2 separate regions of the Homo sapiens genome follow, and region 2 is linked to region 1. Evidence: read pairs that join two places in POLR2A ChIA-PET (ENCODE). Cell type or tissue: B cell. All regions are shown on one strand. Links, peaks and the distances in the headings refer to the core of each region. The heading gives the core; the rest is flanking DNA.

What was found. ChIA-PET counts read pairs that join two places held together with the same protein. Peaks named below come from ENCODE experiments on the same cell type or tissue, not always from the same donor. Only the 100,000 strongest peaks of a DNase experiment are listed, where the experiment ranks them.
Region 2: POLR2A ChIA-PET joins it to region 1 with 11 read pairs; 2 of 35 experiments call an interaction of 5 or more read pairs at or near these places.

The regions. Positions count from the first base shown.
Region 1 is chr1:243,481,411-243,490,462 of GRCh38, reverse strand. SDCCAG8 (SHH signaling and ciliogenesis regulator SDCCAG8) reads right to left here. Exons shown (of 18, transcript NM_006642.5): 17 at 1,323-1,449. It also overlaps a transcript of AKT3 not described here. Among named protein-coding and RNA genes, the nearest start is that of MIR4677, 140 kb to the right of the region's middle. RefSeq lists enhancers at 1-100, 101-624, 5,814-6,372, 7,695-8,310. In B cell, for the core only: no CTCF peak of the experiment used is centred there; a DNase peak (open chromatin) is centred at 7,204; H3K4me3 peaks cover 1,506 bases; H3K27ac peaks cover 437 bases; H3K27me3 peaks cover 965 bases.
Region 2 is chr1:243,634,600-243,643,651 of GRCh38, reverse strand. It overlaps AKT3 (AKT serine/threonine kinase 3), which reads left to right. Exons shown (of 14, transcript NM_005465.7): 6 at 5,910-6,041. Among named protein-coding and RNA genes, the nearest start is that of AKT3-IT1, 160 kb to the left of the region's middle. In B cell, for the core only: no CTCF peak of the experiment used is centred there; a DNase peak (open chromatin) is centred at 5,251.

The DNA.
Region 1 (9,052 bases), core at 326-8,325:
AGTGTCGTCCAGAATCATCCCAACAGCTTGGCAAAATTCAGGTTCCAGGGCCCTGCCATGGAGCGTGCCAGGTGAGGCCTCGCCTCCTAGATTAGCTGTGGCAGTGCGGCTGTGGCTCGGACTTTGAGCGGCCCGCTCCCCCACAGTCCCTGGGAGCAGTCTCAGAAGCATGGGGACAGTAGAGGCATTTCCACCTCCAGGCCTTAGCTCCGTGGCGCCTGGGTGTGCTCATTTACTGTCTGTGAACACATGTTTGGCAGAGGGATTTTGGACCGAGTGGGAAAAGTCAGTACTTACAGGTTCCTTGAGCACAGGGTCATTTTGTGAGGAGAATGAGACTCCTCTTCGTTTTCATTTCCAGATGCATTTTTCATATTAATCATTCCAAGCACTTACTGCCTGAAGTCCCCAGGGCACTCACAGAGCACCTGGGTGCAATCCTAATTAAAGGCGGAGGCCTTGGTCAGCCCACGGACCACCTCATTATCCTAACAAACTGCTTGACGGGGCAAAATGCACAGCCTCTCTGACAGGAAGAGAAGCGATTTAGCAAACGAGGTTTCATACTGTGTTCCAAATTCACCGGGACACTTTCCTTCCTCCCTTTTCCCTGCTGGTGGCCCCGGATCTAACCTGAATGGGGAAAGCCTGGGCTGTGGAGTCAGGCTTAGCCTCCGTTTGCGGTGTCCCTACTTGCCAGCTGTAATGCTTGTCTGGGCCTTAGTTTCCCTATCTAAACCATGAAGACAATAAAGTCAGCATCGCCTGCTTGTTCAAGGGTAAAGGGAATTAATGCATGTTCTGTGTGTAACACTGCCGGGTGCTCTGCAAGCACTCCAGATATTAGCCCAGTAATCAGTCAGCTAATTTAGGATGAGATGCCTGCCTTCCATTCAAGACGACTTTGCTAATTGGGAACACCTCTTTCCTCAACCAATTCAAACCATACACGACCTTCAGAGGCAGCTCAAGGCCACCATCCTCCAAAAAGCCTGTTCTGCCGCCCACGGCCGTCCTCCCGCTTCTCCCTGCTCTCGCACCCTCCGCAGCCTGCACGGCGCAACTTGGCACTCGGTGTGGTTCGTTGATTCGCGGGCCGGGGTCTGTTCACCTGCACGGACTTTAACTCCCTCACCAGGACGGGCCCATGGCTCCGCTTCTCTGGGTCCTGCACTGTGCCCAGCACAGTCTTCGGGACCTCCCTCCCAGCTTACTGCTAACCGATGTGATCCGTGAGAAAGCCGGCCTGTTGAGGTGCATAAAAGATCCACCTGTAGACGCCCGCCCAAGGACTCCCACCTGCGCCGCGTTCTGCACAGTACCTGGGTCCGCAGCCGGTCCACCTCTTCCGACAGGCTCTGCCTCTCCAGGAGAAGCTGGTTCTGCTTGCTGAGGAGCTGCACCAGCTGCTGGGCTGTGGCCTGGCTGTGCTTATCCAGCTGCCTTAGCCTGGAGAAAAATCCACCGCAGAATTAAAGAGGGATAACGTCAGCCTTTCAACAGGCCCAGGGGCTGTGTGTATCTGAGGGAAGCCCCTGATAGGGAACCATGAGCAGGACGCCTAGGGTGACCCTGAGGTGCCAGGCTCTGGCTGGCACTAGGTCCTTGGTACGCACTGTGTGAAGGTAACATTCTAGCAAATGTGCGTGGGAACTGGGAGCCATCTCAGTACACTATCAATTAGAAAACACGCAGATAAGTGGGGTAAGTAGAAGGAAAAGGAAGCTTTGAACTCCCAAGCAGAGGTCAAAGATGAGGGGCCTAAATGCCGCCATTGTTCAGCTGGAAAGGTCTCTGGCAGGCTGAGCAGACGGCCGCCCCGGCTGGGGAAGTGGGTGAGGGCCGTGGAAACACTGAAGTAAGGGTTTTCCATTATTAATCACTCAGTCAATCACGAGCTCCGGCATCGCTGACCAGATGTCTTTAAAGATCCTAAATTTGTCATTCTGCTGATGGGCGCTCCTCTCCAGACTTGCTAATTCACTCAGACCATTATCCTCATCTGTCCACAGTCGGCTTCCTACAGCCAGCAGCACAGTCACCCATGGAACTGTTGGCTTTGGATTAAATGTGGAATTGAACGACTACCCAGAAGTGTTCTGGAAAGAAGCGAGATGTGTGGCCTGCCTCACCGTCCTCACCCATCAAAAGCACCAGCAGGCACGTTAACTCGAATTCTCACAAGGAAAAGGCCATTAAAGCTCAAGGTGCATTTCAAACTCCAGGCTACTGAGCCGAAGGCCTCGTGGGCCGTTCTGCGGACACCGGCCTCTGGCTGCCCTCAGTCCGGGCTCTCCTGGGACTCCGGGCACAACTAAACTTACACGGCCACACGTTTGGGCCTTCGGGTTGGGATAGGTTCCTTTACAAAAAAGGCCGCACATGTGGGCACAGGTACCACTGCCCTCTGGGAAACCCGGCGATGGTCGGTACCTGCCTCCGGCGCTGCTCGGCCCACACCCTCCCATTTCCCCACGGCTCCCCCGGCCCTGCCCCATCGCCCTGCTCAGCCTCCGATGGATTTGGCTAGAGTCTTTGGTCCAGGGGCCCGAGCCCCCAGCCCTGACCCTTCCCCAGAACGCACCATGACTCCCTGTTTTCAGCCACACCCAGCGTTGTCCGGGTCTGCGGGGCGCCCTACCTGTGCCGGGGGAGGCGGGAGCAGCAGCCTAGGACCCCGCCCAGGCAGAGCCGGCACTACGCATGCTCCCAGGAAGCCCCGCCTCCCCGGGCTTGGCACCTCCGACTGCCACGCCCACAATTCCGCACCACCGCCCCCCTTGCCTGTCCCGACAAGGGCCTCCTGCTGCCCGCAGGTTCTGGAGAAAGTGTAAGGACTAAGGGACGCCCTGGCGCCTCTTTGGAGCCTGGGCAACAGCCAGGCCCTGCCCTGCCTCCAGGATCAGGCTGGCCTCAACAGAACAGCAAAGATCCTCCATCCAAGTAGGAGTGTTTCCCTGTGTGTGTGATGTATATATATGGTGATGCTCCAACACCCCACCTCATCCTTCCCTCTGATCTTGGAGGAAAAGTAGGTTTCCTTCTGGCAATACCTAAGGCCATCGCTGCTCTGGGAAGCCTCATCGGCCCCTACCCGTCCCCATCACGCTGGGGCTGAGGCAGCCTTTCCTGGGAGCTACCCTCAAAGCCACCCAGTGGATCACAGAAGCTCTCCTGCAAGGCCCCAGGGGGGGGCCCGGGCTGTCCTGAACAGTGAGCGGCCGGGAGAGAGGAGGACGTCCCGGGCCAGCGGACTGGGGAACCTGCCTAGGCCGACCCTCTGACACAGGCAGGCGGCCACCATTCATCTGAGCACCTGCCCTGCTGTGGGGCCCAGGAGTGGGTCCCATTGAAGAGACAGAGATGGTAACAGCTCTTTTCCTTGAGAAGCAGACAATCTGATGCTTCCGTATTTAAATTAGTGGGTGGAAAGCATCATTCGCCCTTGAGCTCTGGAACCCTAAGGTGGCTTTTCCCCTCCGATGAAGGCCTACCTGTGGAGAGAGCTACTGGCTAAGAGCAACTGAGGTAGCCCCGTGGCTTCCTGCTTGCTCGAAAAGAATGGAACAGAAACGTGACAAATGACATCATGACATTGCTGCATGGCAAGAAGGTGCCAGGAAACGTGACAAGTGACACCATGACATGGCTGCATGGCAAGAAGGTGCCACGAGCAGCCATTGTCCATGTGGTCCCTTGCCCTGTGCTTGGATCAAATGAGATGATGGTCCTTTGGACCGATGGGCTCAGTATGTGGTTTTGAACTCCTGAAAAGGGATGGCAGCCCATCCAGGGCAATGGGCAGGGCCAAAGCCGCTCTCACAGCATAAACACCGGTCACGGCCGGCCACCCTGGCTCCACCTTCAGCGATGGGGCCGGTTCTGGCCTAGACCTTCCTCCTATGGAGCCCTCAGAACCTGGAGGAGGTTTAGTCCAGAGTGCTTTGCAACCTGGGGGCCTGGGAAGGCTATAGCGATTACTGGGGTGGGAAGGAGGAAGGAGACACCACCCAGACCCCGCTGAATCAAGTGCCTGGGTGTGAGCCCCACAAGACAGCAGGGGACCAGCTGACCAGGATGTCCACACACAGAAGCACCCCTGCTGTGAGAAGTGAGATCCCTAAGAAGGGGCAGCTCTCCCTTCACAGCTAAGAGCTGAGGATGGATTCCAATTGACTCAATTTTTAAATCAACTTGAACACTCCCAGTATTACAAATATTGGGAAAAGAGATTTTTTTTTTTTTTTTTTTTTTTTTTTTGGAGGCAGAGTTTTGCTCTTGTTGCCCAGGCTGGAGTACAATGGTGCGATCTCGGCTCACCGCAACCTCCGCCTCCGGGTTCAAACAATTCTCCTGTCTCAGCCTCCCGAGTAGAGTAGCTGGAATTACAGGCATGTGCCACAACGGCGGCTAATTTTGTATTTTTAGTAGAGACGGGGTTTCTCCATGTTGGTCAGGCTGGTCTCAAACTCCTGACCTCAAGTGATCCACTCGCCTCAGCCTCCCAAAGTGCTGGGATTACAGGCGTGAGCCACCACGCCCGGCCCGAGATTGATTTTTTTTTTTTTCTTGATACGAAGTCTTGCTTTGTTGCCCAGGCTAGGGTGCAGCGGTGCTATGTCAGCTCACTGCAACCTCCGCCTCCTGGGTTCAAGCGATTCTCCTGCCGTAGCTGGGATTATAGGCTCCTGCCACCGTGCCCAGCTAATTTTTATATTTTTCGTAGAGACAGGGTTTCACCATCTTGGCCAGGCTTGTCTTGAACTCCTGACCTCATGATTCACCCACCTCAGCCTCCCAAAGTGCTGGGATTACAGGCATGAGCCACCGCGCCTGGCTGAGATTTTTTGAAAGTTATTTATTTTTGGAAAAGCCTCCAACCCTGCACAAACCAGCCTACCCTCTGTTAATGGCTATTTCATTGCCATCATTCATTCAGAAGAGATTTCTTGGGGTGTCCTAGACACATAAGCTCTCTTTTCTTTTCCATGGTGGTTACTGCTCTGTCATATTTGTGGTGTTGAGTTCACCTCTTCATCCACCCACAGTTTCAAATAGCACTGTTGATGACTGCTAACACCTTGAGCCCCTGGGCTCACTGCGCCACAATTACCTATGTAAATTTCATTAATAAACTACCTGTTAAATTCAATAATTATCTTAATTAAAAGTTCACTATAGTCCTAGGAGGTACATGCTAGTATCATCCCCATTTCACAGATGAGAAAACAAGCTGAGATGTTAATTAACTTGCACAAAGTCACACAAGTAATCGGTAAAGCTCGGAGTCAAATCGAGCCAGCGCCCAAGTGTCCTTAACCATCGTTAATGGTGGTTAACTCACTGAGTTAATTCACCAAACGAACCAAGCCTTGCTAAACACCTCTCTTCTTCTGCTTCTTCTTCTTTTTTTTTTTTTGAGATGGAGTCTTGCTCTGTTGCCCAGGCTGGAGTGCAGTGGCATAATCTTGGCTCACTGCAACCTCTGCCTCCTGGGTTCAAGAAATTCTCCTGCCTCAGCCTCCCAGGTAGCTGGGACTATAGGCGCGCACCACCACACCTGTCTAATTTTTGTATTTTTAGTAGAGATGGGGTTTCACGATGTTGGCCAGGCTGGTCTCTAACTCCTGACCTCGTGATCTGCCCGCCTTGGCCTCCCAAAGTGCTGGGATTACAGGCGTGAGCCACCGCGCCCGGCCAACACCTCTTAAGGGTCAAGTACTGATTTAAGACCTGGGGGTCCATCAAGAATGACAAATGCTCCCGGCTCTCGGGCGGTTCCCGGCCAATGGAGGAGAGACTCACTTGTAAAAAAAACATGCTCAACTCAAACAGGACACTGAGGCATGAAGAGAAATGGCCAATATTGCAGATGAGAAGCCTGGGAGGGCTTGCGCCTGCTTAGACATGGCTCATGATCGTCGTATGCTGAGCACTTTTATGTCGGGCACTAGACTTACTGTTTATTTAGCACTCACAATTCCATGAGGCAGGAACTAATTATTATGCCACTTTAAGGTTAAGGAAACTGAGGCACAGACAACATGAATCATTGATTCAAAGTCACTCAGCGGGCAAGCTGGGATGGGAAAGGATGAGTGGGTGCTTTTCTGGCCAGGGCCAGGGGCGGGGCCTTCCCACTTCGGGGCCGCACTGCAAAGGCCAATGCGTGTCTGGAAACTGCAAGCTGTGCAGTGTGGCTGCACCAGAGGCTGCAGGCTGCTCAGAGGAAGGCGACGCTGGACTCTGTAGCCAAACCAGCAAATATGGACTTCGTCCTGCAGGCAATGGCAGTGCCATTTAACAGACAGAGGATGGCAGGAGGGATCGGCCTGGCGTAGAAGAGACGTTCTGGGGTCAGGGCGAGTCCGAGGTACCTGTGGAACACGCACCCACCAGGCAGCTATGCAACTTGGGGCTTAGGAAGGGCCGAGCTGGAGCTCTAGCTGGGTGGGCCAAACCTGCTGGGAGGCGAGACCATGAACGTGGGGGCAAGATTTGCCTGGGAAGGGTTGGCAAAGATTGTCAGTGTGGGGAGTTTGTTAAAAATGCAGCTCTCCGGGCCCGCACGACCCCCCTAGCTGAGAAGCTCTTCTGCAGTGAGAGGGAAGGGCTCGCCCCAGGATAGGGGTTAAGGAACCTCCGCCTTCAATGGCTGGCAGTGGACTGGAATCCGGCAAGACACTGAGAGTGGGATCCTGGAGGGAGGAAAACTGGGAGACGGAGGTCCAGGGAGGAGAGGGGTCAGGGCGGAGTGGCCGGTTTGTGGGAAATGCCACCTGGTGGCGGAGCGCCCTGCGGAGCCTCCTGGCTGGGGCAGAAGCCAGATTTCAGGGGCTGGAAGAGAAAGCCTCTTCTGGTGAGGGGCTGGGCTGGCGGGGAGGTCGCGAGACGGGGTGCGGAGGGTGGGAGCCACCGAAGCCGCTGGGGAGGAGGCACTGGAGGAGAGAGGGGCAATCTTCACGGCAGAGGACGGCGGACTTCCCAAGGGAGGAGGGCGCCTTAGGCAGAAGACTGAGACCCTCCCCCCGAGGCAAGAGTGGAGGCGGGAGCAGGGGCGGGTCGCGGAGGGCGCTCGTGCTCAGCAGCCTCCAGGATCCCCCACGTAGAGGGCACCGCTGTTTGCGAGAAAGGCGACGAGGCAGCGGGGTGGCGGCGGGGACGCTGCTGCGGGGACGAGGGCGCCGGCGGGAGGCAGGGACACGCCGCCCAGCCCAGGGGGCGCGCTCCGAGGAAGACCCGGGCGCCCGCCGCCTCCTCCCCGGGCTCCGCAGCCGCCGCCCCGTGCCCTCCACCTGCGACCTTCACCCCCCTCACCGTCGCCACGGGCCTGGAAACCTCTTCCAGCGTCCGTTTCAGGGCGACTGTCGTTTTGAGAGAGTGCAATTTCTTGTTCTGTGTGTCTTGTTTTTAGCCTTTTCTTCTAGGAGGCATTAAGTCATGAACGGGGCGAGGGGGTTTGCCATCATGGGGCCCGCGGAGTCTGTTTAGGCAGCAGCCCCCGCTGCAAGAAGCCCCCCACAGCCTGCGAACCACACACGCCCTCCATGCGGCAGGAAACACAGAATCGTCCGATTTCAGAGCTCAACCCCTAATTCAGACCCTTCTTTCCCGCGCCTTTATCTCATCTTTGCAACAGGCAGGGATTGCATCCAGGGCCCCCAGGATGTGGTTGCTATCTTCACTGTGCTGTCATGGAGCCCTGGGAGCTGTGGCCAGGCCCCATCAGGGGCAGGAAGCCAGTCCTCCTCCCAGGAAGCCCCTGTGCTCCCCGGCCCTCACAGCACAGCGTAGGGTCCGCGGGTCCATGAGGAAGGACACTTGAGGGAGCCTGCACCCAGGCTGGTGCGGCCGTCCTAATCTCAGGCACAGGGTCCATGTCCTTCAGGATCTGCAGATGAACAACTGCCACCCCTGCCTGGGTAGGACTGGGGACCCTGAGGGAGAAAAGCAGCTGCCCCATGCAGGGGTAGAATGGGCAGCACGGGCTCCCCTTCCACGCAAGGGCATCCCAGGAATTTCAGGCGTGTCAGGGGCAGCAGTTACCATGGGAACAAACACGCCCGGGTTTCTAAAGGCAGATGCTGATGAAATCACAGGGGACTCATAAGAGTGCTGGGCCCAGGCAGATCTCCATTGGTCCAACAGCGATCCTCTGAGCCACACCCTGCAAGCATGATCAGAACCAGCATTTAAAAAAATATGCAAGGCTTCAAGATAAGATGGAGCAAGTGGTGAAATACAAAACAACTTTATAGAGCTGAGTGGGCTGGGGAAAATATCTTATGCAAAACAGAAGCGGTGCAAGCTGCCAGCTCTGGTCCTATGCTTCAGACACTCATTTGCTATGAATACTGTGAAAGCAAGTGAATACATAGATTTAAATTTTTTTATGTTGTATGTGATACATACAAAATATATGCAATGTATACATAAGTCATGAGGTATAATAACCAAATGAACACTTGTGAACCTAGCACCAGCTCCACAGGGCCACTACCAATGGATTTCTTCTCCAGGCCAGCCCCTTCCTTCCCCAGAGGGGGCCTATATCCTTATGCGTGTATGTTTTTCAATGAGAGTTTTTTGCTTCACTGGACAATTCCCCCTGGGAGCTACCTACGGACTACAGTGGAAGGTTTTAGTTGTTGTTTTGGGGTTTTGTTTTGGGTTTGGTTTTGGTGGTAGTGGTAAAATCCTTTGTTCTGAAATGTTTTCAGACCAGAGCCTCCTCCCTGTGGTCACTCTGACTACAGCTAAGATTGTCCTTCCTCTTAGATAAGTGTTCTCAAAGTGCTTAGACTCACTATTTCCCTGGGAGCGGCGTCTTCCTCATGGAAATGAAGAACATTTTTCAAACAACATATGGATTTCAAAGGTGCAAATACATGAACTGTAAAATATGCACTCACTTTTCTACTCCTCCCAGTGGCCTCCTCTAATGTTTACTGAGCATTTACTAAATGCCCAACATTGTAAGCATTTTACATTCCCTAATTTAATCCTCATAACAATACTACACGTTACTTTATCATCTGCATTTTATGCATGA
Region 2 (9,052 bases), core at 435-8,434, 150 kb before region 1:
AGTGTCTGCTCTGCCAGTTAAAAACTCAATTGGAAAGGAAGGATGTTGGGTGTAAAGAGGCAAGGGCCTCACAGACAGATTTAAGTGCTCTTCTTTGTTTGAATTAAAAGAAAATGTGGTTCTATGTTTTAATTAAAAGATAGCGTTTCAGAGGAATTTGCTTAGAGAACCCAGAAGTGCCTAATCTTGGTCAGCCAAGCTACCATTCTTGTATGCCTTGTCAAGTATGTGAAGGGGCATAGCATAAAAGGATAAAAAGCCAAGTGAGAGTCAAAATTCTGCTTAATTTTTAACAGACTAGCATAAGCTTCTCTGGGATCAACTGGCTATAATCTCATGATTTACGTTTAAAGTATAAGCAGTGCCTCCTGCTTTCCCACTAAGTTTGACTCCAGTTCTTGGGATTGTATCACCTAATTCCTGGCTGTAGTAACTCATACCAGTGGCCAGTATCCAGAGAAAAAGAGAAGGAAAAAAAGAACAATGGCCAGACCTGCTGAAATCTCATGATCTCACACTGCATGAATCTGCTTATTTAAAAGGGAGAAGCGACGTAACCAATGTAGAAGTTGACTAATAACATTAGCTCCACCTCTTCCCGTGAGAAAGAGCACCAGGAGAAGTGGGCAGAGATGGAGGCAAAGGAGTGAACTTCGTCAGAGCTCTTTTCCTCTTTCTACTTACTTGGTTTTGCTGTTACATTGTAAATGTATCTGGAATTTATCTTTTTTTGACCAAATATGCTAATACTGTGGTATTCTTGGAAGTTCTTTATGTTCCTCATTGATTATATGTTTATTTTTAATCTAATTTGTGGGCTAGACAGTGTCTTATATTCTGGTGTGCCTGATTTGAACACATTTATTAAGCATTTGTTATATATGCCCATGTATCTCTTTACCTAAAACAGCCACGTAAACATGTAAAGGGAAGAGTGTAACTGTAAAGTATTTCCCCAATAAATTCTTAAGATCAGGCTTTGGAGGAGGATTATTTTTCTGGAGAGTATTCATACTCCTATATTTTTATTAAAGACTTACTGTGGCTGGGCGTGGTGGCTCACGCCTGTAATCCCAGCACTTTGGGAGGCCAAGGTGGGCGGATCACAAGGTCAGGAGATCGAGACCATCCTGGCTAACACGGTGAAACCCCGTCTCTACTAAAAATACAAAAAATTAACCAGGCGTGGTGGCGGGCGCCTGTAGTCCCAGCTACTCGGGAGGCTGAGGCAGGAGAATGTCGTGATCTCAGGAGGCAGAGCTTGCAGTGAGCCGAGATCGTGCCACTGCACTCTAGCCTGGGCGACAGAGCGAGACTCCGTCTCAAAACAAACAAACAAACAAAAAAAAGGACTTACTGTATCTTTTTCCATAACATCATCCAGAAGACCAAAACATTTTGTAATAGTGTACATTTCATTTGTAAAGACTACACAATTACTGTGTATACCATTCTGACCATGAGCATTTGATAGCAAAAATACCTTTTTAATTTCCTGAAGTTCTGTCAAAATAGATGGGAAATCTGTTTCTGATTTTATCACATACAGTGCTTTTTAACTAATAGTAATTTCCATGTAAATTCCCTTTTTTTTAAAGATTGAGAGTCAAACTGACAAGCTGTGAAGTTCAGTGAAGGCTGTCATACTTTTTTTTTAGCCTCATTGTTCCTAAGAATTGCAATTTTACTATTTACTTATTTATTTATTTTCATTTGAGACAAGGTCTCACTCCTATCACTTAGGCTGGAGTGCAGTGGCACAATCGTGACTCACTGCAGCCTTAACTTCACAGGCTCAGGTAATTCTCCCAACTCAGCCTCCCAGGTAGCTGGGACTACAGACACCTGCCACTGCACTTGGCTAATTTTTGTATTTTTTTGTAGAGACAGGGTTTTGCCATGTTGCCCAGGCTGGTCTCAAACTCATGCACTCAAGTGATCCACCTGCCTTGGTCTTTCAAATTGTGGGATTACAGGTGTGAGCCACCACGCCCAGCCAAGAATAAGGATTGCAATTCTTAAGGAATATAGTAATATTTTATAATTAAATATTGTTTTCAACTGAAAATGTCATAAAGCATTTTACAGATTGTTTTCTAATTTTTACCCCCCAATAATTCAATTTCATTTTCTATGATATTTAATAATAAGGCACAGCAAGTATTATTTTCTAGTGCTTTTAAATAAAAAAATGAGGAACATACTGTCCAAATGAAACTTTGAGCAATAAATTGACACTCTGGCCTGGTTATGAAAATAATGTTTCTGAGTTACTTGCCATGTGTATTAGGGTTCTCTAGAGGGACAGAATTAATAATATATATATATATATGTGTGTATATATGTATGTGTGTGTGTGTGCGTGTGTGTGTGTGTGTATATATATATATATACACACACACATATATATGGAGTTTATTAAGGAGTATTAAACACACGATCACAAGGTTCCACAATAGGCCATCTGCAAACTGAGGAGCAAGGAAGCCAGTTTGAGTCCCAGTGCTGAAGAACTTGGAGTTGATGTTCGAGGGCAGGAAGCCTCCAGCACAGCAGAAAGACGTAGGCTGGGAGGCTAAGCCAGTCTAGCCTTTTCATGTTTTTCTGCCTGCTTTATATTCTAGCCACACTGGCAGCTGATTAGATGGTGCCCACCCGGCTTAAGGGTGGGTATGCCTTTCCCAGCCCACTGACTCAAATATTAATCTCCTTTGGCAACACCCTCACAGATACACCCAGGATCAATATTTTGCATCTTTCAATACAATCAAATTGACACTCAGTATTAACCCTCACGCTGTGGAACAAACTACCTCAAATTTAATGTCTTAAAACAATAGCCATGTAAATATCTCATGATTTTGTAGTTTGGGCCACTCTGTTGGTCTTGCATGCATGGCTCTCAATCAGCTGCCTACAGCTTATACATGGGTGGGCTGGAAAATCCAACAAAACCTTCCTTATGTGTCTGGGGCCTTGGTGCTGACTGTTGGCTATGGTGTCTTGGTTCTCCTCCACTTGGTCTCTCTCTCGGAGTGGTAATTTATCTTCCAGGGTCTCTCCACATGGCCTCTCTCTCCAGCAGGATAATATGGACTAACTGACAGCATTAGAGCTGGCTTTCTAGAGCTTTCCAAGAGAGAGAACGCATAAACTGCCAGGCTTAAAGGCTTTGTCTGTTACTGGCATAGTATCAGTTTGATCATATTCTGTGTTCAAAGCAAGATACAGGGTTAGCCCGGGGAGAGAGAAAGTTGACTCCACCCCTTCATGGGAAGAGTGGAATGTGCATACAGGGAGAAATGGGAATTTGTGGCAGCCATCTTTGCAGACTACCTAGCACAAATAGCTTGTTATGTAGTATTCCCTGATTTTTTCTGCTCTATTAATGCAATTAAATCTAATATTACCTGTTATTTGTTCAAATGACACTAGCTGATTTACTATATTTGATATTTAGAGCTACATGTTTGATTTTTAGTTGAATTAATATATCTTATTATTTTCCCTGCTATCTCTTTGCTACTTTATCTTTGAACTAGAGATATTATTGAATGTAAGACACTTTAATTTGACATTTGGGGAAAATTATAAAAAATATGAGCAGCAAAAAATGTTGAAAGTGAACGTAGGCATTTCTAAAATTTTAAGAATTTTTATGTAATATACATGAGAGATATTGGGATGTAGTTTTCTTGCATTGTTTTCCTCTCATTTTGGTATTGTCAAAAAATTGGGGTTCAGCCTGGGAGACCACATGGGTTCTTGGCTTCACACAAGAAGGAATTCAAGAGCAAACAACAGAATAAAGTGAAAGCAAGTTTATTAAGAAAGTAAAAGAATGAAAGGGTGGCTACTCCATAGGCAGAGCAGCCCTGATGGCTACTGGTTGGCTATTTTTGTGGTTATTTTTTAATCATATGCTAAACAAGGGGTGGATTACTCCTGAGTTTTCTGGTGAAGGGGCAGGGAATTCCCAGAACTGACAGTTTCCCCCGTTTTCAGACCATACAGGGTAACTTCCCGATATGTCATGGCATTTGTAAACTGTCATGGCACTGATGGGAGGTTCCTTTGGCATGATAATATATTATAATGAATGTATAATGAGCAGTGGGGACAACCGGAGGTCACTTTCATCACCATCTTGGTTTTGGTGGGTTTTGACTGGCTTCTTTACTGTATCCTGTTTTACCAGCAGGGTCTTTGTGACCTGCATCTTGTGAAAGGAGACCTGCCAAACTCCTATCTCAGTATCAGGATGATGCTTGTCTCAGAATGAATGAGAAGTATTCCTCATTTTAATTTTCAGAAAGAATTTGTATAAAATTGGTGTCATTTCTTGTTTAAATGTCTGTAGAATTCACCAGTGAAACCATCTGGGCCTGGAGTTTTCTTTGATGAAAGGTATTTAACCACAGACTCAATTTTTCTTAATAAATATGGGGTTATCAAGTTATCTGTTTCTTTCAAAGAAAGAGCTTTCAAAGCTTGAGACTTTCAAGCAATTTGTTCATTTCATCAAAGGTGTCAATTTTATTGTCAAAATGCCATTTATAATAGTCTCTTACGTTTCTTTTAATATCTGTAGAATCTGTAGTGATGCCACCTCTGTCATTCCTGATATTGGTAATTTGTGTCTTCTCTATTTTTCTGACCAACCTGGCCAGAGGCTTATCAATTTTTATTGATCTTTTAGAACTAGCTTTTGGTTTCACTGATTTTTTCTCTACTCTTTTTCTTTCTTTTAAAAATTTAATTGATTTCTGCTCTGATCTGTATCATTTTCTTCTAACTCTTTTGGGTTAACTTGCTTTTTTTTTAAGTTTGTTAAGGTGGAAACTGAAACAATTGATTTGAAATATTTCTCACGTTTACTTTAGATAAATGATAAACAGAAAAAAAAAGTTATAAAAGGCACTAAAATTTTCAGTGACTTGTAATTTCAAGATAAAACCCAAATACTTATTTGATATTTATAAACCTCTAAACTGAGTTTAAATTTATGTAAACTGATCATATACAATTACCTTCTCTTCTCTTCAAAAACCTATTAATATGAAAGTAAAGGAATTTCAAAAGGAGGCAAGTCCACAAAAATGAAAAGCTGGGTCGGGGAGGGGCATTAGGGCACAAATGCCTTCAAAAGTTTGGAAGTTTCTGGAAGAATGTTGATAGAGCAGAGCAGGAAAAGAGTACATAGAGGGGACTGTAGAGAACAAGTGGCACGTGTGACTGGCAAAATCCTCAGGATTACCTGACTTAAGAAAGAGAAGTGAAACTGAAAACAGGCACATTAATTAAAGATATTCTTCTTAGAGCTCCCTTCCTTGCTGTTCTGAATTGCATAAAGTACTCTCTCAGGAATAACAACTGCTTTCTTTGATTTATTTTAACTGAAGTATACGAGGTTCTCGACATTTCTTATAAATATATCCTATATCTCTCTCTTTCTTGGATTTTATCTTTATTTTGCTAGAGTAAATTCTCAGATAGCTCCTTCCAAAGCACTGCTTTTTTAGGCATATTTGGAAATGTTTGTGTGGAACATTTTTGATTATCACATTTTCTGGGGGTAGCAGCACTACTAAATCCTTGAAAACTTGAGTCCTTAAAAATGAGTGAAAATAATTTTTTTCCTCCTTTGCCCTTTTACACAACTGATAATTTCGCTGAGGAATTCTAGGTTCAAAATCATTTTCTCCAACATCTGAGAACTGCTTAAATTATTTTCAGCATCCATGGTTGCTAATGAGACAGCCAATGCCAGTCTGATTCTTTTTCATTTAAATGTGCTTATAAATTGGTAAAATTTGGTTTTGAGTGGATATTGCAAACACATATATATATGCTAACAAATAAATTGCATCAAATACTTCATATTATATTTTTTAATTTGTATTTTTCAGACAATGAATGATTTTGACTATTTGAAACTACTAGGTAAAGGCACTTTTGGGAAAGTTATTTTGGTTCGAGAGAAGGCAAGTGGAAAATACTATGCTATGAAGATTCTGAAGAAAGAAGTCATTATTGCAAAGGTAACTGATTTATTAAAGTTGATTACTAAATTTTTGTTTGCAGTGTGCATGTGTTTGTGGGCTCATGAATTTACATGCTAATGTATGCAAATTCCATTAAACAACCAAAATATGGTTGTAGACTACTGCTACAGTAATTTTTGTGTATTAATATTTGTAATTTTTAAAGTTTTCAGACATTCATAATATTTGTATATTATATACTAAAGCTATTCTCTTAAGGAAATAGAAATGTTTATGTTTGCATGTTTGGGAGAATGTTTTGTGATCTATATCATAATTATACTAGGATTGCTTTTTAATAATTTCTCCTATCGTTCTGAATTTCTTATTAAGATTGACTAGTGTAGATGATTTTTACTCATAAATTCTAAAGCTTATATAACATTGAATGGAAAAACATCCTAAATAGATTTGAAAATACTAGAATGGTGAAATTAAAATAAATTATTTTAGGAAGACTTACTTCCCACCCCCATACCTTTATTCAGCTTAGACCTTTTTAAATAAATAACATGTTAATGATGTCAGTTCTCACTCAGAGTTCTGAACAAAATCCCAATTCCCTCAGGAGATACACTTTACAAATTGGTCCATGCTTTAAGTCTTACTTAATTCAACAAATGACATAAATTACTGTTATACTTTATGGACTACTTCAACTTCCAGTTATTTGCTACTATAGTTTCCTCATCTGGAGTGTATTGCCCCTTACACTTTGTGAAACTTTGTTTCCCTGTCTTTGTACATTTGTTTTGACCTCAACTCCTTTACAAGTCAATGCCCCTATTGGAAAGAACATTGGCTTTGGAATCATACACACCTAGGTTCACTACTCACCTAATAGTCTTTAACAACCAGTACTTTTTAAAGCAGTACTTTGGGGAAGTACTGGTCTCTTAGGGGCATTTGGAAATGTTTATGGGGGGCACATATTTGCTTATCACAGTAACTGAGGAGGAGGGGTACTTCTGACAGTTACCAGGTAGAAGCCGAATGTGCTCAATATCTTGCAGTGTGTTGGGCAACCAATCAGAGCCTTAGTTTTTTTCATTTAAATTGGTATAATAAAACCTCTGGACAGGAATATTTTGAGGATTGGGATATGTAAGGTATTTAGCATCCTAGCTGGCACTTATTATTAATTAAGCTGATATTTTCTGGGAGGTAGTATAATGTCAGGTAGGTTTTGCTGCTTAGTAAGTGATCCAACTTTTTATGCCTTTATTTTCTTATCTACAGAGTGGGGCTAATAGTAGTACCTGCCTCATATGGTTATTTTCAGGGTTAAATGAATAGATAAATATAATAGTACATGCCATCAGTATTAAATAAACTTAACAAATTAAATTACAAATCAAATGAAATTAAAATATGCTATTGTTATAAATATTTGCTATAATTATTATTACTATTATTACTACCTACTGTGTATTATTACTACCTACTGTGTATCAAGCATCAGTAAATATCTATTCCATTCTGTTTTTTCTTTTATATATTAGCCTCACTTGTATCCCATTATTTAATTTCTGTTCATCAGACTGGGGAATATCCTATTAGACACTGTCTTATCTCACTACTTACACTTTTCTGAGTAACTGTACAGAACTACGTATATTTCACAAATGATAGACTATTCTGATTGAAGTAGTGCCTTGCTGCTTTCTCCCAACAAATCTATTTATCGTTTCTTGAAAGAAAATATGCTCATTTATAGCAAGATGATTAACACTATGAAGATTTGGAGTGTGACAAGACCTGGGGTTTGGTTCCTGCTGTGCCCTTCTCAGAGCAACATATCAGGGAAGAAATGATTTTGATATCTTTTTACTGGTGATGTTAATTTTGATTGCTTGACTACAGTGGTGTCTACTGTGTTTCTTCACTTTAAAGTTGCTATTTTTTCCATTCATAAGTAATCAGTATCTTAGAGGAAATACTCTGGGACTATATAAATAACCTATTTTTTCTTAAACTTTTAGGTACTAATTTTAACACCCATATCAGTGGATTTTGCCCATAATAATTATTACTGTTGTGTTCTAATGGTGATTTTCTATTTCCCTCATTCCTTATACATTTATTCTTAGTTAAGCTAAGGGTTTATCAATTTTGTTAATCTTTTCAAAGAACCAACTTTTGGCTTTGTTGACTTTTCTTTGTTTTATCTGTCTTTGCTTTAATCTTTATTTTTTTTTCCTACTGCTTGCTTTGGGTTAATTTATTTTTTTCCTAGTTCCTTAAGTTATAAAGTTAGATTGTTGATTTGCAATCTCTCTTATTTAGTATAAGCATTTATGGCTTTAAATTTCTCCCTTAGCACTGTTTTTGTGGCATCCCATAAATTTTAGTCTGTCGTATTTTTGTTTTCATTCATCTCAAAGTATTTCTAATTTCCTTTGTCATTGATTGTGTCTGTTGTTTAATTTCTACAAATTTGGGAATTTTCTTGTTTTCTTTATATTCTAACTTCATGTTGTAGTTGGAGAAGATACTTTGTATTTGTCTTTTAAAGTTTATTGAGACTTTATTTGTAATCCAACATATGATCTATCCTGGAGAACGTCCCCTATGCACTTGAAAAGACTGTAGATTCTGTTGTTAGGTAGAGTATTTTGTGTATATTTAATAGAGCATTTTGTGTATATGTCTTAGATTTAGTTGCTTTATTGAGTTGTCGAAGTCTTCCGTTGCCTTACTTCTTTCTTTCTGGTTGTTGTATTCATCATTGAGAGTGTAGGGTATTGAAATCTCCAACTATTATTGTAAAATGGTCATTGCTTTCTGCAGTTCTTTCAATTTTTGCCTCATATATTTTGATGGTCTTGTTATTAGGTATGTAAGTGTTTATTATTGTTATATCTTGCTGTATTAACTTTTATTAATAATATCTTTTTTTGGTGTTTTCTGGCCTTTTCATTTAAAGTCTATTTTGTCTGATATTAATATAGCCACCCCTTTTCTCTTTTGGTTACTATGGCAGTACCCCCTTTAGCTGCAGTTTTGCT